Linked DNA regions of Homo sapiens: region 2 is linked to region 1. The links are chromatin loops, found by intact Hi-C in ENCODE. Cell type or tissue: GM12878. All regions are shown on one strand. Each heading gives the region's core, and the rest is flanking DNA. Links, peaks and the distances in the headings are about the cores only. Region 1 has its middle 89 kb from the start of STEAP4. Region 2 has its middle 130 kb from the start of ZNF804B.

What was found. Peaks named below come from ENCODE experiments on the same cell type or tissue, not always from the same donor. Only the 100,000 strongest peaks of a DNase experiment are listed, where the experiment ranks them.
Region 2: it touches region 1 in a loop (6-fold over the local background); 1 of 110 quality-filtered maps calls a loop at or near these places.

Annotation. Positions count from the first base shown.
Region 1 is chr7:88,394,797-88,397,621 of GRCh38, reverse strand. No RefSeq gene overlaps it. Among named protein-coding and RNA genes, the nearest start is that of STEAP4, 89 kb to the right of the region's middle. In GM12878, for the core only: no CTCF peak of the experiment used is centred there; a DNase peak (open chromatin) is centred at 1,210.
Region 2 is chr7:88,627,198-88,630,022 of GRCh38, reverse strand. No RefSeq gene overlaps it. Among named protein-coding and RNA genes, the nearest start is that of ZNF804B, 130 kb to the left of the region's middle. In GM12878, for the core only: no CTCF peak of the experiment used is centred there; a DNase peak (open chromatin) is centred at 1,152; H3K27ac peaks cover 1,242 bases.

The DNA.
Region 1 (2,825 bases), core at 169-2,668:
GCTAGGGCTGCTACGACAAAATGTCATAGATTGGGTGGCTTAAACAACAGACATGTATAGTTCCAGGGATTGGAAAATCCAAAATCAAGGTGCCAACCTATGAGCTTCCTGGTGAGGCCCTCTTGTTCACTTGCAAATGGCCACCTTCTCACTCTATCCTCACATGGCAGACAGAGAGCTCTCTTTCTTCCTCTTCTCATAAAGCCACTAATGCCATCATAAAGGCCCTACCCTCCAAGGCCTCATCTAACCCTAATTACCTCCCAAAGTTCCCATCTCCACATATCATCACACTGAGGGTCAGGGCTTCAATACATTAATTGGATGGGGGTGTGGTGATGGGGACACAATTGAGTCCACAGCAGGGAGAAATGTGAAAACTCCCATGTGATCATAATAGTCATTCAGCACAAACTGTTAAACAAGTGTCTATGCTCTAATCAGCATTGCACACATAATATGAGTTCATCTCCAGGTCTGATTATTCTTGTCATGCAAAAAGCCCATCTCTAGGCTTTTATAATGTTAGGAAAATCCTGTAATTAGTCACCTGAACAAAGTTATTACTGAGTGAAAGTCTGCCTGTACCAAACAGCTTCCCATAGGTGACAGTTGTGGTTTCTAGGGTGAAATCCATCAACCAAACTCTTCAACCCCCTTGTATATTAATAATTAAACACATTTTATTATCTATAAGTGCAAACAGGACATACAAAGTTCTGATGGCAACTTCCAATTTCTGTTCACTAAGGAATTGAGGAGGCCTCTCAGTCACAGTCATCACAAAAATATTGTATTCTCTGCTCAGTTCTATAGTCCTCTTCTTTCAAGTCTGGTGATCATGTGTACCCTATGTAAGTCCTATTTTGATATTTCTAGCATATTGCACAAAATGTTTCATTGTCACTCATGCACTGCTTACAGTAAAATCATTAAGCACTAGGTATTAACCACTGATTCTTACTTTGTTTTCCTCCATCATGTTCTGTGAGACACTGACTTCGTCCTCTACTTGCTAAAGGAAAAGTCTGAATGAGTCAGTGACCTTCCTTTCTCCAAGTAACCTCATACGTTGGGTCTTTGTTCTCTCTGCTATGATAAACATCAGTATTCTTCATATTTTGACAATATCATAGTATTTTTACTCTTTTTGCCAGAAATGTTACTTCCTGTTTAGCATCAAAACTGAAAATACCTTCTTCCACATGGTAAAGCCCCTGAATATTTGCAAGTGACATCATTAGCCAACCCTCTGCCTGTAACACCCACCACCATCCCACATCCTGCCATTAGGGGCAATATGGCTTAATAAATTTCATTACTATATGTGTTAATATAAGTTTTATAAATAAGTTTTCTGTATCTCAAAGAAAATGTGTTAGACTTATTAATAACTTCATTCCTAGTATTGTGAGGCTACTTAGGTATGTGTTCTCACAACAACACATTGTTTTCAGACTTAGTCGAGCAACTTACTTTTGTTTTTTATATGTTTTAATTCACCATTTTTTAAATTTTTCTAGACAGAGCTTTTGATTTCCACATTTCACTTTTCAGTGGTTATCTCTGTTAACTTTCTTCCTGCTTTGGAGTGTAATATTTTGCTACTTCCTCAGGATTCAGCCACAGCACAGATCTGACCTGTCCATCGCCCATGTCTTCCTTTCTGAATCAGCTGTTGTTTCTTAAACTCATCGATTGCATCAATACCCTATTTCTCAAATACATATCTGCAACGTAGCTATATGTCAAGTCTATTTTGTCACTGCCACAATTTGGTCATTTCGCAACTGATTTAGACCTAAACAGTGTCATTCATTTTGCAGAAGCATGAGGCTGTGGCAGTTTTTTGTAACAAAAACAACACTGCTTACTGGTTAAAAAAAAAAATAATAGATTATAAAATATTGTTTCCTTTTTCTTGACTCTAATAATGCTTTTTAAAAAAACTGAAAATCAACTATCATAAATTTAACTATGTATTTTCTTAATTAAATGCGTTCATCCTTTTTGGTTTAAGTAATTGATGAGCAACTTTATTCCAAATTTCTAGTTTTCACAATATCTGCTCCCATAATCATACATTACTATGCTCACTCTAATGATTGACTTTATTAATAAAATACAATATCACCCAGACCTTGGTTTCCAAATATCTTTCCCCACTAAAAGGAACCAGGGGTCCTTGGAGAAATGGTTAAATCCTAGGGCTGGGACATGGAAGGTATGAAATGAATCAGAAACATCTTCATGTTCCAGAATAAAAATAAGTGCTAAAAAGTATAAGAGAATAACAAGAAGATATAGAAGCCAACTTGAAGGGACTCTCACTGGTCAAATCTAGAATAATTTTATTATCAAAATAAATATGAAGAGTGATACATTATAACTCATTGAGTTGAATAAGAATCCCTGGATCTTTATTGATAATAAATAGCCAAATAAATGGGAAAGTAAGAAACTTTCTTATAGTAGAATGTCAATTAATAAAGAAAGGAAAGCTTTCGAGTTAGAAAAATCACTATTTTACAACCAACCTTGTAAAAATTGACTTAGGCAAGAATCATCAGTGGGTGCTAATTCTAGTGGTGAAAACTTTAAAAAGAACAAAAATTTTAAGGTATCTTCCCACAAATTACTTCTTAGCTCCAAAACAAAATTATGGGAATAACAGTACAGTGGGAAGACTGGCAACAACTTAACCAAGAGATCAAAATTAATGTCACCAATAAAATGTGCTTCTGGATAGGAGAAAAAATTACAGCTCATATGACGTATTCCACCAAAAATACATAACCTGAATGTAATCATAAAGAAATATCAGA
Region 2 (2,825 bases), core at 216-2,715, 230 kb before region 1:
TTATTTCCACATTATATATGAAGGAACTAGGCTCAAAGGTCTTAGATAACTTGCTCAGAGACAAACTTCTAGCTAATGAATAGTGAAACAAGGATTTCAAACTTGATTTGAATCCATACTTTTAGTCCCCCAAACAACATAATGCATCTATGGGATAATCTATCTGAAATAAAAACATTAGGGTTGGAATATGTGTTTTGAATCCAGTATGTTTGGATGCAAATTGAAATGTGCTCAGGTCAAATTCTAAAAATGTGCTGAATCATGTATACTGATGTTTCACTACCTGTGCAATTGTGTCCTGGGTTAAAACCACAAAATTCACCCAGAACCGTGGAATATTTTAAAGTTTTAAGGGAAACACAATGATACTTAACATCTGTCAGATACTGCAAACTAGTAGGTTGAAGTAGTTCAGTTTTAACAGTAGTTTATACTACATTCCTTTCAATGGCATATCTTTGCAAAGTTTTGTTTTCAGTGATTACTACAATGATAAGCAAGTAAGCAGTAAAAAAACACAATGTAGAACTGATAAAATGGGGGTCCCGGCTATGTCTAGTCTGGATCTAGTATCTGAGAAGTTGTGCAGTATTCACTAGATACATACATATCATTAGTAAGTAATTGTGCTTATCTAAAAATTAAATGTCATATTATTTTTGTAACTTATGTGTATTATTTTCCCTAAACATCTAAGACATTGCTAGGACACAAGCATTTATAAAGTTTAGACTTTATTGCTTAATAAATGAAACTCTAAAGTATTCCTTTCAGTCTTATAACATTGTGAAAACATGACTAAGGCCCAATGAAACGAAAAGCTTGGGAATCTCTGGAAACACTGAGCTTCCTTTTCCTCGGCAATAAAGTTACTGAAACTTGTACATGTAAGTTAATCATGTGAGCAAACTAGAAATAAATGAAGATTTGTCTAATTACGCTTCAATCTGTTGTACTTTAGAATTCGGATCAAGGCAATCTTAGAGAAGATTGAATTTCAAAGAAATATTTATTTCAAAACATTTCTCAACACAAGTATGTGATCAACCATTTTAAGGCTGTGAACTTTCCTTCTGAGCTGGGCACTGCCCCCAGGGCTGCAGATTGTTAAAGGAAAGAGAAGAATGAACTCTACATTTCAGTTCTCTATTTTGCTTATTATGGAATCCTCACAATTAGTCATACTGTTCTCAGAATGAATACAATTCAAAGAAACCCTGTTTCATATCATTGTATTGTGAGGATTAAAAACAATGTGAACCAAAGTCTATGCCAGTCCCAAAATATAAGTCTAACAAACATTAACAAACATTGCCAAACACTAATGTTTATTACTCCCTTTGGAGCCCATCTCCCACTGCAGAAAGGATCAATAATTAATACTCATACTCTTATGCAAAGAATTGCAAACTTGGCCTTCTATTTCATTTTACCCTAAATATACACTGTAGATGAGCAAACTAGAATCTCAGATTACTTCCTCAGTGCTTTATTCACTATCTATCCAGTCAGGGTTCATAGTGATCCCCTTTGGGTTCTGTACATTTAAGCAAGTTTCTTGTCCTCTCCATGCCTCAATTTCCTCATCTGAATATGGGAAAAATAATAGAATCTCCCTGAAATAGTGACTGTAAAGAGTAAATGAGCTAAGATAAATATTTAGGCCAGTATTTGGTGCAGAGTCAATACTGTTTAAGTGTTCAACGAACAGAATTGCATGATACTCTCTGAACAAATCCCACATTTTTGGATGCCTGTGATTTTTCTTATGTTTCTCCTATACTTAAATTTCCTTTCTAAGCTTATCTTTAGCCAAAATCTTTACAAATTCTATCAGCCTATTGAAATCTTCTCTATAAATTTTTCCTTTTGCCTCTTATGGAAATTTATTTCTATCTTCCATTTTTCTGGTCATTTTCCACCTGATATGGCTATCTGCTCATTTTCTTCCCAGCCCTAATCACAGTTTATAAGCAAATATGTCTTTGGTGGCTAAACTATTTAGAGTCTATTATTAAAATTCTAGAAATCCATGTGTGTATTTGGTCACCCCCCACACATAGATTAGAATGTCTAGCATATCATTGATTCAAAATAACAATTACATAATTAACAAATGAATGAATGAACATGTATCTACTCTCAAAGAAAGGTTTCCTTTCCATCTAACATATACTACAGATTCTTTCACTAGTGGATTTTCCCCCAGTGTGTTCCAGTATTCTGTATCTTTAATAATGTCCATTTTGTTTACAAAATTATATGAAGATAATGTTAGATTAAAATATGGTTTCAAATTGTTAAATTATATAAAAATAGATAATAGTGAAACAAGACATAATGCTTATTTAATTTTATGATTGAATAAATAGTGAATTAAAATCACTAAATCTAGCTCACATTGACAGCTTATGTTGACATATTTATATATAACATTATCAGACATCTTTGAAGAATCTTTAAGAACATGTGAATTGCTGTAGAATCTCAGCTTAAAAATATTGTGCTTCTTTTGACTATAGTCCCTATATGTTTTTTTCCATGATACAATTGTGCTAGCATATTACTGGATATTTTTTTCAAGTTTTCAGAGGAAACTTAATCGGTTGGCCAGGAAATACAAACAATAAGTTGGGTGTAAATATATTACACTAGATAATAAGAAAACTAAAAACAAAAAAATTATATAATATATTGTTTAGGGATACTTGAGTATGTAATGAAATTGTAGCAGTTCCTCAAATAACATTGTTTCGTTCAATGTCGATTACCTTTAAACTTGATGAGAAAAAAATTCCACTCCTGGCAGGGCCACCATGAGG